2 separate regions of the Homo sapiens genome follow, and region 1 is linked to region 2. A link is an interaction called in ENCODE POLR2A ChIA-PET data of the cell type or tissue named here. Cell type or tissue: GM12878. All regions are shown on one strand. Each heading gives the region's core, and the rest is flanking DNA. Links, peaks and the distances in the headings are about the cores only. Region 1 overlaps INCR1 (interferon stimulated noncoding RNA 1). Region 2 overlaps INCR1 (interferon stimulated noncoding RNA 1).

Region 1 (10,336 bases), core at 4,134-6,633, 110 kb before region 2:
CAGTTTTCCCAGCACCATTTATTAAATAGGGAATCCTTTCCCCATTTCTTGTTTTTGTCAGGTTTGTCAAAGATCAGATGGTTGTGGATGTGTGGTATTATTTCTGAGGGCTCTGTTCTGTTCCATTGGTCTAGATCTCTGTTTCAGTACCAGTACCATGCTGTTGTGGTTACTGTAGCCCTATAGTATAGTTTGAAGTCAGGTAGCGTGATGCCTCCAGCTTTTTTCTTTTGGCTTAGGATTGTCTTGGCAATGCAGGCTCTTTTTTGATTCCATATGAACTTTAAAGTAGTTTTTTCCAATTCTGTGAAGAAAGTCATTGGTAACTTGATGGGGATGGCATTGAATCTATAAATTACCTTGGGCAGTAGGGCCATTTCACGATATTGATTCTTCCTATCCATGAGCATGGAATGTTCTTCCTTCGGTTTGTGTCCTCTTTTATTTCATTGAGCAGTGGTTTGTAGTTCTCCTTGAAGAGGTCCTTCACATCCCTTATAAGATGGATTCCTAGGTATTTTATTCTCTTTGAAGCAATTGTGAATGGGAGTTCACTCATGATTTGGCTCTGTGTTTGTCTGTTGTTGGTGTATAGGAACGCTTGTGATTTTTGCACATTGATTTTGTATCCTGAGACTTTGCTGAAGTTGCTTATCAGCTTAAGGAGATTTTGCGCTGAGACGATGGGGATTTCTAAATACACAATCATGTCATCTGCAAACAGGGACAATTTGACTTCCTCTTTTCCTAACTGAATACCCTTTATTTCTTTCTCTTGTCTGACTGCCCTGGCCAGAACTTCCAACACTGTGTTGAATAGGAGTGGTGAGAGAGGACATCCCTGTCTTGTGCCAGTTTTCCAAGGGAATTCTTCCAGTTTTTGCCCATTCAGTATGATATTGGCTGTGGATTTGTCATAACTAGCTCTTATTATTTTGAGATACGTCCCATCAATACCTAGTTTATTGAGAGTTTTTAGCATGAAGCGCTGTTGAATTTTGTCGAAGGCCTTTTCTGCATCTATTGAGATAAACATATAGTTTTTGTCTTTGGTTCTGTTTATATGATGGATTACGTTTATTGATTTGCGTTACGTTGAACCAGCCTTGCATCCCAGGGATGAAGCCAACTTCATGGTGGTGGATAAGCTTTTTGATGTGCTGCTGGATTCAGTTTGCCAGTATTTTACTGAGGATTTTTGCATCGACGTTCATCAGGGATATTGGTCTAAAATTCTCTTTTTTTGTTGTGTCTCTGCCAGGCTTTGGTATCAGGATGATGCTGGCCTTATAAAATGAGTCAGGGAGGATTCCCTCTTTTTCTATTGATTAGCATAGTTTCAGAAGGAATGGTACCAGCTCCTCTTTGTACCTCTGGTAGAATTCAGCTGTGAATCCATCTTGTCCTGGACTTTTTTTGGTTGGTAGGCTATTAATTATTGCCTCAATTTCAGAGCATGTTATTGGTCTATTCAGAGATTCAAATTCTTCCTGGTTTAGTCTTGGGAGGGTGTATGTGTCCAGGAATTTATCCATTTCTTCTAGATTTTCTAGTTTATTTACGTAGAGGTATTTATATTATTCTCTGATAGTAGTTTGTATTTCTGTGGGATCAGTAGTGATATCCCCTTTATCATTTTTTATTGCATCTATTTGATTTTTCTCTCTTTTCTTCTTTATTAGTCTTGCTAGCGGTCTATCAATTTTGTTGATCTTTTCAAAAAACCAGCTCCTGGATTCATTGATTTTTTGAAGGGTTTTTCATGGCTCTATCTCCTCCAGTTCTGCTCTGATCTTAGTTATTTCTTGCCTTCTGCTAGCTTTTGAATGTGTTTGCTCTTGCTTCTCTAGTTCTTTTAATTGTGAGGTTAAGGTGTCAATTTTAGATCTTTCCTGGTTTCTCTTGTGGGCATTTAGTGCTCTAAATTTCCCTCTCCACACTGCTTTAAATGTGTCCCAGAGATTCTGGTATGTTGTGTCTTTGTTCTCGTTGGTTTCAAAGAACATCTTTATTTCTGCCTTCATTTTGTTATGTACCCAGTAGTCATTCAGGAGCAGGTTGTTCAGTGTTTAGTTTCCATGTAGTTGAGCAGTTTTGAGTGAGTTTCTTAATCCTGAGTTCTAGTTTGATTGCACTGTGGTCTGAGAGACAGTTTGTTATAATTTCTGTTCTTTTACATTTGCTGAGGAGTGCTTTACTTCCAACAATGTGGTCAGTTTTGGAGTAAGTGTGATGTGGTGCTGAGAAGAATGTATATTCTGTTGATTTGTGGGGAGAGTTCTGTAGATGTCTATTACATCCACTTGGTGCAGAGCTGAGTTCAAGTCCTGGATATTCTTGTTAACTTTCTGTCTCATTGATCTGTTAATGTTGACAGTGGGGTGTTAAAGTCTCCCATTATTATTGTGTGGGAGTCTAAGTCTCTTTGTAGGTCTCTAAGGACTTGCTTTATGAATCTGGGTGCTCCTGTACTAGGTGCATATATATTTAGGATAGTTAGCTCTTCTTGTTGAATTGATCCCTTTACCATTACATAATGGCCTTCTTTGTCTCTTTTGATCTTTGTTGGTTTAAAGTCTGTTTTATCAGAGACTAGGATTGCAACCCCTGCTTTTCTTTGTTTTCCATTTGCTTGGTAGATCTTCCTCCATCCCTTTATTTTGAGCCTATGTGTGTCTCTGCACGTGAGATGGGTCTCCTGAATACAGCACACTGATGGGTCATGACCCTTTATCCAATTTGCTAGTCTGTGTCTTTTAATTGGATCATTTAGCCCATTTACATTTAAGGTTACTATTGTTATGTGTGAATTTGATCCTGTCATTATGATGTTAGCTGGTTATTTTGCGCATTAGTTGATGCAGTTTCTTCCTAGCATTGATGGTCTTTACAATTTGGCATGTTTTTGCAGTGGCTGGTACTGGTTGTTCCTTTCCATGTTTAGTGCTTCCTTCAGGAGCTCTTGTAATGCAGGCCTGGTGGTGACAAAATCTCTCAGCATTTGCTTGTCTATAAAGGATTTTATTTCTCTTTCACTTATGAAGCTTAGTTTGGCTGGATATGAAATTCTGGGTTGAAAATTCTTTTCTTTAGGAATGTTGAATATTGGCCCCCACTCTCTTCTGGCTTGTAGAGTTTCTGCTGAGAGATCCGCTGTTAGTCTGATGGGCTTCCCTTTGTGGGTAACTCGACCTTTCTCTCTGGCTGCCCTTAACATTTTTTCCTTCATTTCAATTTTGGTGAATTTGAAAATTATGTGTCTTGGAGTTGCTCTTCTCAAGAAGTATCTTTGTGGTGTTCTCTGTATTTCCTGAATTTGAATGTTGGCCTGCCTTGCTAGGTTGGGGAAGTTCTCCTGGATAATATCCTGAAGAGTGTTTTCCAACTTGGTTCCATTCTCACCATCACTTTCAGGTACACCAGTAAGACGTAGATTTGGTCTTTTCACATAGTCCCATATTTCTGGGAGGTTTTGTTCATTTCATTTTACTCTTTTTTCTCTAAACTTCTCTTCTTGCTTCATTTCATTCATTTGATCTTCAATCACTGATACCCTTTCTTCCAGTTGATCGAATTGGCTATTGAAGCTTGTGCATGTGTCACATAGTTCTCATGCCATGTGTTTTCAGCTTCATCCAGTCATTTAAGGTCTTCTCTATGCTGTTTATTATAGTTAGCCATTTGTCTAATCTTTTTTCAAGGTTTTTAGCTTGTTTGCGATGGGTTCAAACATCCTCCTTTAGCTCAGAGAAGTTTGTTATTACCAGTAGTCTGAAGCCTTCTTCTGTCAACTCGTCAAAGTCATTCTCCGTCCAGCTTTGTTCCATTTCTGGTGAGGAGCTGCGTTCCTTTGGAGAAGAAAAGGTGCTCTGATTTTTAGAATTTTCAGCTTTTCTGCTATAGTTTCTCCCCATCTTTGTGGTTTTATCTACCTTTGGTCTTTGATGATGGTGATGTACAGATGGGGTTTTGGTGTGGATGTCCTTTCTGTTTGTTAGTTTTCCTTCTGACAGTCAGCACCCTCAGCTGCAGGTCTGATGGAGTTTGCTGGAGGTCCACTCCAGATCCTATTTGCCTGTGTTTCACCAGTGGAGGCTTCAGAACAGCAAATATTGTAGAACAGCAGATGCTGCTGCCTGATCCTTCCTCTGGAAGCTTCATCTCAGAGGGGCACCCGGCTGTATGAGGTGTCAGTCGGCCCCTACTGGGAGGTGCCTCCCAGTTAGGCTACTCAGGGGACAGGAACCCACTTGAGGAGGCAGTCTGTCCGTTCTCAGATCTCAAACTCCGTGCTGGGAGAAACACTACTCTCTTCAAAGCTGTCAGTCAGACAGAGACATTTAAGTCTGCAGAAGTTTCTGCTGCCTTTTGTTCAGCTATGCCCTGTCCCAAGAAGTGGAGTCTAAAGAGGCAGGCAGGCCTCGTTGAGCTGCAGTGGGCTCCACGCAGTTCGAGCTTCCGTGTCGCTTTGTTTACCTACTCAAGCCTCAGCAATGACGGGCACCCCTCCCCCAGCCTCCCTACCACCTTGCAGTTGGATCTCAGACTGCTGTGCTAGCAGTGAGTGAGGCTCCATGGGCATGGGACCCTCCGAGCCAGGCGCGGGATACAATCTCCTGGTGTGCTGTTTGCTAAAAACCATTGGAAAAGTGCAGTATTAGGGCGGGAGTGTCCCGGTTTTCCAGGTACTGTCTGTAATGGCTTCCCTTGGCTAGGAAAGGGAATTCCCCGACCCCTTGCACTTCCTGGGTGAGGCAATGCCCTGCCATGCTTCGGCGCACCCTCCATGGGCTGCACCCACTGTCTGTCAAGCCCCAGTGAAATGAACCCAGTACCTCAGTTGGAAATGCAGAAATCACCCATCTTCTGCGTCACTCACACTGGGAGCTATAGACTGGAGCTGTTCCTATTTGGCCATCTTGGAATCTCCCTACCCATTTTCCATAATTGACATATTTATAGGGTACAGTGTAATGTTTTGATAGAAGTATACATTGTGTAATTATCAAATCAGGGTAATTAGCATATTCTTTTCCTCAAATATTTATCATTTATTTGTGATAAGAACATTCAAAATATTCTCTCCTAGTTATTTTGAGTTATACAGTATAATACTGTTAACCACAGTCACCCTATGTATTAGTCCATTTTCACAGTGTTATAAAAATACTACCTGAGACTAGGTAATTTATAAAGGAAAGAAGTTTAATTGACTCAAAGTTCTGTATGGTTGGGGAGGCCTCAGGAAACTCACAATCATGGTGGAAGGGGAAGCAGTCACCTTCCTCACAAGGCAGTAAGAGGAGAGAGAGCAAAGAGGGAAGAGCCCTTTATGAAACTATCAGCTCTTATGAGAATTAACTCACTATCATGAGAACAGGATGGGGGAAACCACCCCCATGATACAATCACCTCCCTCCCTCAACACGTGGGGATTACAAGTTTCTCCCATGACATGTGGGGATCACAATTCGAGATGAGATTTGTGTGAGGACAGAGCCAAACTGTATCACCCTACTATGCAATAGAACACCAGAACTTATTCCTTCTATCTAACTATAAGTTTGTACCTGTTGACCGATCTCTACTAATCTCCCCTCCTCATGCCCCCAACCCTCTCCAGCCTCTGGTAACCACTACCCTACTTTCTACTTCTGTGATATCAACCTTTTAACATTCCACATATGAGTGAGATCATTTAGTATTTGTGTTTCTTTGCCTGGCTATTTCACTTAACATAATTATCCTCTAGTTTTATCCATGTTGCCACAAATGACAGGATTTCATTTGTTATGGCTGAATACTATTCTATTTTGTGTGTGTGTGTGTGTGTGTGTGTGTGTGTGTGTGTGTGTGTGTACACCACATTTTTTCTTTCTTTTTTTTTTTTAAAGAGATGGAGTCTTGCTATGTTGCCTAGGCTGGCCTTGAACTCCTATCGTCCCACCCACAGCCTCCAGAGTAGCTGGGAATATAGGCACATGCCACTGCACCTGGCTTATATACCACCTTTTCCTCATCCATTCATCTGTTGATGGACACTTAAGTTGATTCCATAGCTTCACTATTGTGAATAGTGCTGCAATAAACCTAGCAGTGTAGATGTCTATTTATGTCTTTATTTATTTAACTATTTTATTTATTTATTCTTTATTTAACTATTTTAAAGCTGAGAAATTCAAAATTAACTTTTGTTCTATTGATATATTTGGCCAAATTTGTTAAGACAGATACACCTGTTTTTAGAATTTTTCCTATCCCAGGCTTCCAAAGTTTCAAGAAAATTGATATAATAAACCAACTTATTCCCATTATAATTTAAACATTTCCGAAATTATTTCCATTTTAAAAGAAGTTAATGTTTGACCAATGAAGCAATTGTCAATGATGGGGTTTTATTATGAGTTTAATAATGATATTTACCATTTATTGAGCATGTACCTTATGCAAGGTCTTCATCTGTCAATCATCTCTTCTTTCTGCAAATACAAGACTTAGCAAGCTTGGAGTAAGTTATGAATGCTAACATATGTGAGATCAAATAGTCTCTTTCTAGGGCACTGAAGGTCTTTGGGGACTTAAAAACTCGATTACAATGATTCAGTCATATAAGAGAAAATTGCAACACACACACACACATAAAACAGAAAAGAACTATTTGTACATGCCAGGAAACACTGCTCTAAGAGTTGCTTTATTCTAGGTGACTATGAAAGGAAAAAAAAAATCTAACTATAGAGAAGTTAAAAAATGTACATATATTTGGGAAGAATAGGAAATTTCACCAAAGGCCTGGAGTCACTCAAACCCGAGTTCCAATCTTCTTAGATGTAAATTAACTTCATTGAACCAGTTTACTTTAAAAATTCTTGTTTTTATTAAAAATTTCAATTACTATTAAAATTATATTTTTAATTAAAAATACTTTAAAAATTAAAGTGTATAGTTTTTCTATTTATCTTAAATATTCAAATAATTGTGAATTAAAGTTGTGCCAGCTTGAAGATTTAAAGTGATAGGCTTAATAATTTTGGAACTTTTCTTAATGTCAAAGTTAACTAGAGCTTCTTTTCTTTTTCAAATTACACATTTAAAATTCCGGCATCAGTTCCTTTTTGAGTCATCTAGGTCTCTCACGTCAGTAAATATTGAGCTACTGTAAAGCTGAAGTTACTTACGTAGTAACATAACTTACTTAGGGGAGATTTGTAAATGTTTATTTTGGATAAGCTATGTCTTATTTTTGTTTTGCTTTTGAGAAAGATACTTCTCATTCTTTGCTAATTTCAAACAAACAGCTTTATAGTAGAAAGCAATTATTTCTATAACTCAAGTTAAATAATTCTGTCTATTCTTTAGTCAAATTGAAAATAAGACATAACAAAACAATGACCCCCTTGCCTTGGTTTCTAACTTTTCAGAGGTGAACACAACCATAAATGGTAACTAACTTACAGTAGTGCCTACTGTATCCACTAAGCATTATGTAGAATACAGAGGTGACCCAGACATGCACCCTGCCCTTAAAAAACATGAAGATTGAAACATATTATCATGATTTACAGGCATAGCTCCTCCTCCTCCAAAAACAAAACAATACAAAACACACAAATAACTGTGTTTGTCAGAAATACAGACACCAAGTGTTAAAATGTCAGAAAATAGGGCAGCTTGAACTCAACCTTTGCACTCTCTAGCACTTGAATTATATTTTATCAAACCTTTGTTAAGTTAGTTCATGTATTTTGGTGCCTCAGTGGTTCTAATCCAAGTATAGTATTTTTGTAGATCCATCTGTCCCAGTGCTGCATAACAGCACTAGAACATGTGGAAGAGATTTAACAAATAGTATTAGCTATGATATGTATATATTAGTATATATTACATGTCAGGAAGTGTTCTGAGTTCTTTACGTGTACTAATTCATTTAGCCTTCCCAATAACCCTATGCGGAAAGTTATTACCATCTTCTCTTGACAGATAAAGAAACCAAGCCACAGAAAGTTTAGGTAACTTGGCCGAAGTCATGCTACTAATAAGTTATGGCCCCAGGATGTGAGCACAGTTTGACTTCACAGTTTGCTCTTATACCCTACACTATGCTACCCCTAAATAATTATTCGAGTCATGTTAATGAGGGGATTTTAAAAACTTGACAGTATTGGAACAGTATATATAGTAAGCTGATACTTCCCTGGGTTGGACAACTCCAGAAGCAATCTGATGTTTGTTTGCCTGTATATTTTTGTTTTTCTAGGCAATGGGGGCTAATCTCACTAGTACTTCTGTAGACTGTCTAGCATATGTCTTTCGGTGAATCTTTGAACTCGTTTTCCATTTGGTATATATCTGATGGTACAATTGCTGAATTCTTGGTATATACATAAGAATAGAATTTCTAGGTCATGGTATAGGATTGCTGGAAACTGTACCAATTTGCATTCCCACCAGCAGGGCATAGGAGTTCCAGTTGCCTTGCATTTTTCCCAATATTTTCTGCCTCTTTCATTTTAGGTGACTATGCAGAGACATCACATTTTGGTTTTAATTTGCATGACTCTGATGACTAATGGAGTCAAACTCATTTTCATATATTTATTGGCCATTTGTCAATAAAGTTTTATGAGGTGTCTTTTCAAGTGATTTGCCCATTTTTTAAATTAGGTTTTCTGCCTAATTCCTAATTGTGTAGGAATTCTTAGCGTATTCTAGATACAAGCCCTTCGTCAGAGACATAAACTGAAAATCTCTTCTCCCATTCTGCAGGATGTCTGTTCTCTCTTCACGGAGTCTTTTGAGGAAGTGAAGTTCTTACTTTACATAGTTCAATTTACCAATTTTTTTCCTCATGGCTAGCACTTTTTTGTGTCCTGTGTAAGCAAACTTTGCCTACTCCAAGGTCATGAAGATTTCTTCCATGTTTTCTTCTAAATCTCTATCATTTTATTTTTCACATTTAGATCTGTAATCCTTCTGGAATTATTTTTTTGCATATGGTGTGAGATAGGAGTTAAAATACATTTTCATGTGGACATTCAATTGTCCCTACACCATTTACTGAAAATACCATCCTTTCCCCCACTATACTGCAGTGTCACCTTTCTCATAAACTAGTTGACTATATCTATACCTATGTCTCTATCTATGTCTATCTACCTACCTGTATATATCTGTTTATGGAGTCTGTTCTATTACATTGATCAGCTCATTTGTTTTTTTTTTTTGTCTAGAAAATTTTGCTAAAGCAGTATTAATGAGTTTGAATCTTGCCTCTTGGGGCTGTGACAACACTTCAGGTTGTGATTCCTCACCTGCAGCCCTATCCATGCCATGGCAACCACCGAGGCATCCATCCTGTGGTTATCTATACAATGCATAATAAAGACCTCAGCTGGCCTCGGCGGCTCACGCCTGTAATCCCAGCACTTTGGGAGGCCAAGGCAGGCAGATCACGTGAGCACAGGAGTTCGAGACTAGCCTGAGTAACACGGCAAAACCCCATCTCTCCAAAAAATAAAAAAATTAGCTGAGCATGGTGGCATGCGCCTGTAATCCCAGCCACTCAGGAAGCAGAGGTGGGAGGATTTCTTGAGCCTGGGCTATCGAGGTTGCAGTGAGCCGAGATCGCGCCACTGCACTCCAGCCTCGATGACAGAGTGAGACTCTGTCGGAAAAAAAAAAAAAAAAGATAACCTCTATCTCCCACTGCTTTCCCTTCCCACCGTCACCCCAAGTTTCTGTCATTTCTTTGAATTTGTTATTTGACTTTCCACAAGTATAAAAGTACACTTGTATCATTTATTTTAGGTATTGGATATCTTCCCTTCCTTATGTATTATTTTAAAAGCAGCTAAATAAAAAATTTAGCTTGGTTTTTGTTGTTGTTGTTGTTGTTTTGTTTTTTTGGTTTTTTGAGACGGAGTCTCGCTCCATTGCCCAGGCTGGAGTTCAGTGACATGATCTCAGCTCACTGCAACCTCTGCCTCACAGGTTCAAGAGATTCTCCTGCCTCAGCCTTCTGAGTAGCTGGGACTACAGGTGCATGCCACCACGCTTGGCTAATTTTTTTTTTTTTGTATTTTTAGTAGAGACGGGGTTTAATGTAGCCTTCAAATAATTTTTTTAACTATAAATTCAGTGGCTTTTGATTTTTCAAAAAGAGTCTCCACTCTTACCTAAAACTACAATGGGTATTTGAATTCTAGAAGGAGGTGATTTTATTCCAAACTGATAATCACTATAAAACATTATGTCTTTTCTACTGGAAATAGAAATACAGTGTATATAGATGTTTGTTAGACATCTCTAATAAAAAAATGAGTATTGTATATAACTG
Region 2 (10,336 bases), core at 4,894-7,393:
TAGGTTAGTCCAGGCATCTTCAACATAGAGTCTAATCCAAAAACAGCAAAAAAGAAAGAAAACCCCAATGTGCAAGTGCTTTCCAAGTCTCTGTTTGTATCACATTTGCTAATAATGTTCCATTATCCAAAGCAAGCACATAACCATGCCAAAAATCAATGTGTAAAGGAATTACATGAAGGCGTGATACCACTACTGTAATCATCTACAACATTAAGTCCAAAACTATCTGGAAAGTGTAGTATATCAGGACTACCTTAATTTGGCCCCAGTTCAATGTTATCTTCTGTGCTCCTGGGTCTAATACCTTTAGAATTCATCCCCATACATACTAGCCTGGTTTCCTCTAATGTTAAGTTAACAAAATCTTATGATTCTTTTGAAGTATAAGACTTTTCCTGCTGAGCTAGACTCTGCTCTTCCCACCTCCGTATATTCCGGGAACTGACTCTAAATAAAGGCCATGAGAGTTGGGAGCACTGGGGCTGAGAAAGAATAGGGATCTCCCTTGCAAGGCAAGTGCCTCATATGGGCTTATTACAGGCTTTCAAACAAGGAAAGGCTAATATCATTAGACAAGAAATGAGAGGCTTCTTCCACTATCAAGGGAAACTCAGGGATGCTTGGGGGTTTCAACATTCTCAGTTTCATCCAAATCCACCAAAATGTCCCCATTCCTAGTCTCAGAGTCCTACTCCTTTCAAATTACTGAGAAAACTTTCACATATGAGACTTAGCCAGTCTGTGAATGATTGATTTGGGTTGAATTTTTCAGTCATGTCTTTCATGTCTAGTGATTCCTGTAATTAGAAGGAATAAGAGGTACTTTCAGGGCAGTCTTAGAAGCCCTCTGGTGCTCTGAATATGATTTGAGGTGAAAGCCCTAAACTTGTTAGTTTCTTCCTGTAAGCACCCTGGTGCAATCAGAAGCAGCCATCCCACATTACATTCCTTATAATCATCTTTACTACCATAATGGTTAAATGCAACAGCTACTTGGCCTCCAGAAACTTGCCTTTCATTGGTATTCAACCCTAGCAAGAACAGATGATAATTTAATCAACCATGATGTCAATGCATGCCATAGATTACTAGTGGCAAAGAGTTCAGCTCTCAATTCAAACCAATCCAACACTAACAACAAATCAAATCAATCCCAGAATGTCAGAATTTGAGAATCTGTTTCCTATGACCACACCTAGTATCAAGTGCTAGTATCAGCCAGAGTCCAGTCATAAAAATAGAGTGTATTTAATATTAGGAACTTGTAATAAAGATATAAGAAGACTGAAAGAGCAAAAAAGTGGATGCCAAATATTAGAACTACAGACAGCAGCTACCTTTCTACTACCTATTGCTACAGGCATGACACATTCAGGAACTAGAAACAGGAAATAATTCCCCCTCCCACCTTCCAGTCCCCAAGGCCTTCCCATTTACTGAACTTAACAGGAAGCTAGCTGGCAAGGGAGGCTGGCAAATGAAGTTTGTCAAAATTCCAGCCCTGGCACATCAGAGCAGAGGAGAGGAGGATGGACTTAGAGTTGAGAACAGGAGGTACATAACCAACTCACTCCTCAATCAAAATCTATCTGGATGAAGTGGAGACATATCCATTAAGAGATAAAAAATAAAGAGACTATAAATTCCAATTAGATTGTAGCACAAGGAATTGTCTTAAACTCTGTGGCATCTGACCCTGTAACAAGGGCCCAATGTATATTTGTTGATTGGTTTTATGAGAAAAATAAAAATTGGGCATCTGCTTTGACCATGAGCATAGGACAAAATAAACTTATTTATTTATTTATTTATTTATTTATTTATTTATTTATTTATTTATTTTTGAGACGGAGTCTCACTCTGTCGCCCAGGCTGGAGTGCAGTGGCAAGATCTCGGCTCACTACTAGCTCCGCCTCCCAGGTTCATGCCATTCTCCCGCCTCAGCCTCCCAAGTAGCTAGGACTACAGGTGTGCGCCGCCATGCCCGGCTAATTTTTTGTATTTTTAGTAGAGACGGGGTTTCACCGTGTTAGCCAGGATGGTCTCAATCTCCTGACCTCGTGATCTGCCCACCTCAGCCTCCCAAAGTGCTGGGATTACAGGCGTGAGCCACCGCACCCGGGCCTTTAAGTACATTTTGTAGAAGTTGTATCAAAATTCATTGGCTGCAAATGAGAGAAAACCTGATGCAAACTGGCTTAAATTTTTAAAAGATAATGTGTTGGCTTATGTAACTGAGCAGCCAAATGTGCAACTGGGTATAGGGGGTCTAACAAATGTCTTCAGGATTCAAATTGTCTCTATCATTTCTTCACTCTGTTTCCTTTTTGTTGATGCCATTCTCAGACAAGATATCTCCTCATAATTACAAGATGGATGCCAATGATTATTAAACCTTTCAGATTCAAATATTTTACAAGAAAAAAAAGCCAGAGTATTTTTCTCAGCATTCTCAGCAAAATCCTGAGATTTACAGTGGAAAACTTATGTGCTGTGCCCTCTCCAGAACCAGTCACTGAAAGAAAGAGTATGTAAGTGATATCTTACATCTGGAGCTCCACCCAGACCACATGAACTGAAAGTGGAGAGTGAATCAAAGTGACATCTTTTGTGCTAAGATGTTGCAATTGCCCAAATGCATCTGTGGACTTCTACTAGAAGGTATAGCAGAAGGTGTTAGGTGTCTATTATAAGAAAAATATCACTATCATATAACACCCCTGGGGGACATATTTCTAAATTTCAGACAAAATATATTTTCAGTGCGTTGTCTTTCCTGATAATGTATTTACAGCCTGTCATGGGATATGTCTGTTTTAAAGTGCTGGGCAGGGTTTGGACTACATGTTCCTCCTTGTGCTGGGTTTGAAACATTAGATTGCCAATGTCTCATTGCTGGTATCCAAAATGAGGTTTAATTAAGTTTGCCATTATAGCTAATCTCCATACCATGCACCAGACATTGCTCTAATAGCTTCACATGTATGATCTCATTTAAACTTCATAACTTAGTGTATTGTCTTGTCTATTTTACACGTGTATTAGTCCGTTCTTGCATTGCTATAAAGAACTACCTAAGACTGGGTAATTTATAAAGAAAAGAGATTTTATTGACTCACAGTTCCACAGGCTATACAGGAAGCAAGGCTGGGGAAGCCTCAGGAAACTTACAATCATGGCAGAAGGTGCAGGAGAAGCAGGCAGGTCTTACATGGCCTGAGAAAGGAAGAGGGAGAGCAGGGGGAGGTGCTACACACTTTTAAACAACCAGATCTCATAAGAACTCACTCATTATCATGAGAACAGAAAAGGGAAATTCCACTCCCATGATCCAATCACCTCCCACCAGGCCCCTCCTCCAACACTGGGCATCACAATTCGACATGAGATTTGGGCGGGGACACAAATCCAAACCGTATCAACATGTAAGCAAACTAAGGCCCAGTGAAGTTAGATAAATTGCTCACATCACACAGCTAGTAAGTGGCAAAGCTAGATCTTAAGATTTTGCAAGCCAGACATGACATCAGGCCAAATATCCTACACCTGTACCAGTCAAGCCTTCATTATATAGTATTTTATAATTACATATGTGTTCAGTTTTCTCCAACAGCCTTTGAGGTATTAGGAGGAGGACCTGGTATTTTATTCATTTTTATAGTCCCAGAACCCAGTACAAGGATTCGCACATAGAAGATACTTAACAATTATCATGGAATTGAATTGAAAGCAGTGTGCATGGAGTCGAGGCAAGAGAGGCCAATATGGAAAAATATTTAGTGAATCTCCAGCATGTCCAATGGAGAAGGGTCTCTGTCCATCCAGCCCACATGTTCCTACCACCTGTCAGATCTATTCCTCCTATGTGAGTGCATCAGTCATGTAGCTTGTTGACACTAGTCATTAAAATCATTCTAGCCACCACCACCATCCTTCACCCCATCTATGGTCTATGCTTACTGAGAAACCTGAGTATAATTTGACTTCTTATATAGGGTTTTCTATAGGAATAGACTTTTTAAAGCAACTTCTGATATGCATGTCAATGGCATTTCTTATAATAGAAAAGTCCCTTAGGAGTTTGGTTAGTATGATCCAGTTTTTTAGTCTAATTCTGAGTTTACTCACAGAATCAATTTTCTAGACCTTTGAGATAAGACCTGGTGGTGTCAACAAGAACACCATTTGACCCAGCAGAAATACCATTTGACTCAGCAACCCCATTACTGGGTATATACCCAAAGGAATACAAATCCTTCTATTATAAAGATACATGCACACGTATGTTCACTGCAGTACTATTCACAATAGTAAAGACATAAAATCAACCTAAATGCCCATCAGTGATAGACTGGATAAAGAAAATGTAGTGTATATATACCATGGAATACTATGCAGCCATAAAAAGGAACAAGATCATGTCCTTTGCAGAGACATGGATGGAGTTGAAAGCCATTCTCCTCAGCAAACTAACACAGGAACAGAAAACCAAACACTGCATGTTCTCACTTACAAGTGGGAACTGAATGATGGAACACATGAGCACATGGGGGGAACAAAACACACTGGGGCCTGTCAGAAGCGGGGGTAGGAGGAGGGAGACCATCAGGAAAAATAGCCAATGGACGCTGGGCATTAGGTAATGGGATGATCTGTGCAGCAAACCACTATGGCACACGTTTACCTATGTAACAAACCTGCACATCCTGCACATGTACCCCTGAACTTAAAATAAAAGTTAAAAAAAATTTAGAATGGGAAAAAAGGACAGAAGGAAGTATGCTAAAATATGAATAAGATTTTGTTAAAGTGTTGGGGTTGTATGTAATTTCCTTCTTTTCTCTGTTTTACAAGATGTTTTGTAACGTAGTATAGTAACTTTCATAAAATGTTATTTTAAGTAGTTTTCCTCTGTGACATGGAAATGAGATCTCTGTAGAGCTTACTGAAGAAACATCATGGTGTTCAGAAACAGCAATGGTACTCCTGGCAATATGTGTTATTAGGAATATGAATATCTGTCAATTGTTTACAAAATTTTGGGGGATCCCTCTAAGGAGTTTTTTTCTTAAAGTTGAGAAAAAAAACCCTAAAAGCTCATTTTCTTTCCTTTCTTCCTCTCCTTTGTTTTCTCAACTATAAAATTAGAATGGCAATAACAGTGGCTATCTTTGTCAATGTCATGAGATTATGGGTAATTTTTTTCTTTATATTCTTCTTGTATTTGAAAAGCTTAAAAAATAAACATTTTAAATTCAAAAAAAATCTTTAAGCAATTCTTTAAAAATATTTTGAAATTTTAGAATTTCAGCATCTGCTTATTATAAATCAAAAGGTCACATAAATGGCAGATATAATGTTTCTGGGGCAGAATTTTTAGATGCACAACTTGTGTTTTTTCCCTATGTCAAGTACAAACTTTCACCTGTGTTTTTATGAGAATCTAAAGAGAAACTACAAGAAAAGTGTACTAAGTTAAAGTTTGAAAAGGCACTGGGTTTGCCAGCATCCTGCCTGCCTAATCAAACATCATGCAGCTCCAGCACAGAATGCATGACTGAGCTGCGTCAGAACATGTGAGGTTCATGTGATTGGAGGAGCTGCCAGCATCTTTCCACTAGTGCTCTGGGGAGTTGTCTTCAAGAACTAACGTCCTGAAGGCAGAAAACTCAAGGGTGGGGAATGAAAGGGGTCTTTCCAAAATATAAAAACTTTTCTGAGTGTTCTCAAAATGAAGACAAAGAAAGAACAGCTTCTGTGTGTGAGTATGTTATAGTGGAATGTGACATTTGAAAGCTGTTAGGGAAAATGCCAGTCTGGCAGGCTACAGCTGTATCCCCTGAGAAGCACAATGGAAAGTTTAAGTCCAGGTTGACCAGAGCCTCTACTTTCTTACACTCATCAATGAGACAGGGTGATTCACTGGACTACCCTGACACAGTCCCCTCCCTTTCAAGGCTGTGTGGCATAAAGGCAGCTCATCTAGTCCCCAGGGTGTTTCAGACTCTGTCTTAGGACTCTGAAACCCCCAGTCAGCACTGTGTACTTGTGAGAAATACAAAGTATGTATTAGATATGCTCTACCTTGAGTTTGAGGAATGTATAGTGAGCTGGAGAAATACACCACAAAAACCAAAGCTACATGCAATCAAGTGACTGATAAGTGGGACCAGACCATAAGACCCAAAGGAATTCAGGGTGGGTGGGAGCTCCCCATGGACAGGAGTAGCCCAAGAGAGCAGGGAGGGAAAGAAAAATGCAATTTGGGAGGCCGAGGCTGGCAGATCACTTGAGGTCAGGAGTTAGAGACCAGCCTGGCCAACATGGTGAAACCCCGTCTCTACTAAAAATACAAAAATTAGCCGGGCGTGGTGATGAGTGCCCACCAGTTACTTGGGAGGCTGACGCAGGGGAATTGCTTGAGCCTGGGAGGAGGAACTTCCAGTGAGCTGAGATCACGCCACTGCACTCCAGCCTGGGCGACAGAGCAAGACTCCATCTCAAAAAAAAATTTTTTTAAGTTTACAAAGCATTTTCAAATGTCTTGTTATACTAGTTGAGCCTCACTACCACCTGGTAAAGGGAGTAGAACAAATATTCACATTTTATGGATGAGGAAACTTGGGCTTATAGAAGTTAAGTAACTTGCCTAATTTATCCCATTTCTTTTTCAGTAAAGTTACCAGTTTGGGCTGGGCATGGTGGCTTACACTTGTAATCCTAGCACTTTGGGAGGCTGAGGCAGGCAGATGGCTTGAGCTCAGGAGTTCAAGACCAGCCTGGGCAACATGGCAAAACCCTATCTCTACAAAAAATACAAAAATTACCCAGGTGTGATGGTGCACGCCTGCAGTCCCAGCTACTGGGGAGGCTGAGGTGGGAGGATCGACTGAGCCCAGGAGGTTGAGGCTGCAGTAAGTTGTGAATACACCACCACACTCTAGCCTAGGAAACAGAATGAGACCCTGTCTCAAAAAGAAAAAAAAAAAGTTACCAGTTTGGTAGCTTAGGGAGTTACAAGTTTGGTAGCTCATGGAGTTGCCATAGACATAGAATATATTGATTTTTAATCACAGCACACAACAAGATGTACATTTATATCCTTGTGAGTAAGTGAATATGGTTGAGAGAAGAGGTTAGGTTGACAAAGCAACTACTAAAAAATTGTCTTTTTCCCTCTGTCTTATGGGTAACTTGGATGAAAACATAGAAGATGAGCTTATAATATATGATGATTAATAAAGTAGGGAGAGAGAGTCAGTTGGATAGAAGAGTTTCTATTTCAAAATCCCAGGTTGCCACAGTGGCTCACACCTGTAATCTCAGCATTTTAGGAGGCCGAGGCGGGCAGATCACTTGAGGTCAGGAGTTCAATACCAGCCTGGGCAACATAGCAAAACTCCATCTCTACAAAAAATACAAAGATTAGCCAGGTGTGGTAGTGTGTGCCTGTGATCCCTGCTAATTGGGAGGCTGAGGTGGGAGGATCGCTTGAGCCCGGGAGGTTGAGGCTGCAGTGAGCCAAGATTGTACCACTGCACTCCAGCCTGTACAACAGCATGACGCCCTGCCTCAAAAAATAAAAATAAAAAATAAAAAAATTAAGTCCCAGGTTGAATCACGAGGTCAAAACCAAAGAGGTAGAATGAAAGGTCCTGCTTTTGATCCACACACCTAAGATGGAAGAGCAGTTTATTAGCAGTTAATATGAAAAAGTTCTGGGGATTTAATAGAAAAGAATTTAAACAGTATCATACTCATAAACTACAAATGTGCCCTAAGTACAAATGCAGGTTGAATTGAAATCCAATTGCTTAAAAACTAAGGAGGTTGGGCATGGTGGTTCATGCCTATAATCCCAGCCCATTAAGAGGCCAAGGCAGGTGGATCACTTGAGCCCAGGAGTTTGAGACCAGCCTGGGCAACATGGCGAAACTGCGTCTCTATAAAAAATACAAAAATTAGCTGGGCGTGATGGCGCACACTTGTAGTCCCGATACTAGGGAGGCTTAGGTAGGAGGATCACCTGAGCCCAAGGAGATCAAAGCTGCAATGGGCCATGACCTCACCACTGCACTCCAGCCTAGGCAACAAAGTGAGACCCTGTCTCAAAACAAAACAAAAACACTAAGGAGAACTTCAGCAGTGTTGACAGGACACTGTTCAGAACTGGGAACAAATAGTCCTATGGAACCTACTATGTCTAGGCCAGCCTACCTCTAGAATATTTTGTTCTATTCTGGGCCCGACTTGTTAATTGGGACATGAATAAATGAGAGTAGATCTAGAGGGAAGCACCCAAGATGGCAATCGGGCTTGAAGCCACCCCTAGACTAGGAATATTGGAAGAAGCTGGGCGCATTTCTCCTGGAGAAGAATTATCAAGGGAAGACATGAGAGCCAAGATCAATGGGTGCAAGTTACATTGAAGAAGAATTTGGCCCAGAAATGGAAAGAATTCACTAACAACTAGAGCTGTTCATCAAAGGTTAACCTCCTGGTTCCTGGATATATCTACATAGCCTGGAGCTACCATTTTTCAGGATACTCTGGAAAGTATTCTTCCCTTAGGTGATGAATTACAAATCTTCTTACTCTAAGATCCCATAATTCTTCAAACTAGACACTTAACTCCTATGAGCCTCAGTTTCCTGAGAAGACTAAAATGAAATGGCTTGTAAATCCCCTTCCAGCTCTAACTTTCTATGAAGTACTTGGTCCTAAAGGGTACCCTCGTTTATGTTTCACAGAGATACCAGAAACAGGAGTCTTTTATCTTCAACTTGACTCTCAAGATGTTATCCTCAAGTGAACTTTTTTCTACCAGCTGAAATATGTCCTTAAAATCTTTGAGTCAATGAATCATGAAATGAGCCAGGTTTTCAAATCTCATTTGTAGGGTTCCTTAAGAACTATGTCCACTTGCCACATTCTTTTCTGAATATTATTCTTTTTTTCTTCAACCCTGTTTTTTAACCCAAACATCCTGTTTTCAAACATCCTGTTTTCAACCCTCTTTGTATCTAAGGATGGAACAAGGCTGATGACACAGACAAGAAACTTGTAAAACATAGCAAGTATCTGCCTTTTATTTGGTGAATAATGTCAGGACTAGAGAAGGGCTGATGTGAAATTCTGGGCTGGGCTTTAAGGCTTTAAGGCATAGTTTTGCCTCAAAGAATTGCCTCCACACAGGACAAGTCACTGTAAGCAAAGTATGTGGCTGCATCTGGACATGACAGGAGGTGAGCTGGGAAGTCCCTGCCCTTTCCCTGCACATGCACTTACCCCATTTCTCCATCTTTCTACCTCAACACTTCACCTTCAGAGATAATTTCTTTCAGGCCTCAAAGCATTTTTAGACTTTAAGTTCTTTTGTTGCTGTTTATTAGCTCAACCAGGGCCATGTACCAGAACCTGGGGGAAAGGGCCATTTCTATGGAAATGGAGATAGGGTCCAGGCCTATCCTGAGAAAGTGCAATCATGAGGAGACCATCCTGTTCTTTCTCATGTATTTTATCATTCATTTGGTACTAAGCACTGTACTAGGCACCAAGATAGATAGTAAAACATCAGCCTTGTCTTCAAAGGGTTTGCAGATCACAGAAGCCCTCTCTCTCTCTCATCTTTTACATAGATGATATCCTATATAACAAGAAGAGATGTCACAGGATGACTAAAACAGGCAAAGCAGCTGGAATATGTGTGTGGCTGGGGCAGCCCATGACAGGGCCTTAACCCTAGTAATGACGCTGACAGCTTTAGTCACTGAGGGGAGTGGCCAGAACCTGCTGGTTTGGTCAATGGGGGACAACAATCAAGTAAGGGAAAAGTGATCTTATAAGGACTGGAGGGAAGTCAACAGAAAATCTCAGCCAAGTGCCATACATTTTTTTCTATAGAGTTCTATATTTTCTGGAACTCATATACAGAATTAAGTAAGAGTCACCCTGGGCTATATTGGTAAGGGCAAAGAGCTGGAATTTCTTACAACTTTATTTTGAAGCCTCAAGCAGCGGAAGGCAGATGGAAGAAGTAACATGTGGTGGTGGTTCTCAGAATTTTTACCACCCCCAAAACATGGAAGATAATTCCTCACTCTCCGGTCAGTAACAACCACTGACTTCTGCAAAGATTCACAGCCATTTGGGGTACATATCAGAATATCATGGAGAAGCAGGAAGTGGGGAGCAATTTCATAAAGCTTCCTACTTGAGTCTAATATAACCCTTTCCTACCTGCCCTGAGATCTATAGGTAGCTTGCCTGAGTTGAATCCAGCTCTGCCATTAACCAGCTGCATGACTACAGACAAGTCGTTCTCTTTGAACC

The links. ChIA-PET counts read pairs that join two places held together with the same protein. Peaks named below come from ENCODE experiments on the same cell type or tissue, not always from the same donor. Only the 100,000 strongest peaks of a DNase experiment are listed, where the experiment ranks them.
Region 1: POLR2A ChIA-PET joins it to region 2 with 6 read pairs; 1 of 35 experiments calls an interaction of 5 or more read pairs at or near these places.

Annotation. Positions count from the first base shown.
Region 1 is chr9:5,473,036-5,483,371 of GRCh38, forward strand. All of the region lies in intron 2 of INCR1 (interferon stimulated noncoding RNA 1), which reads right to left. Among named protein-coding and RNA genes, the nearest start is that of CD274, 28 kb to the left of the region's middle. RefSeq lists an enhancer at 9,103-9,604. In GM12878, for the core only: no CTCF peak of the experiment used is centred there; a DNase peak (open chromatin) is centred at 5,376; H3K27ac peaks cover 1,104 bases.
Region 2 is chr9:5,577,481-5,587,816 of GRCh38, forward strand. All of the region lies in intron 1 of INCR1 (interferon stimulated noncoding RNA 1), which reads right to left. Among named protein-coding and RNA genes, the nearest start is that of RIC1, 46 kb to the right of the region's middle. In GM12878, for the core only: no CTCF peak of the experiment used is centred there; DNase peaks (open chromatin) are centred at 5,601, 6,011 and 6,321; H3K27ac peaks cover 2,500 bases.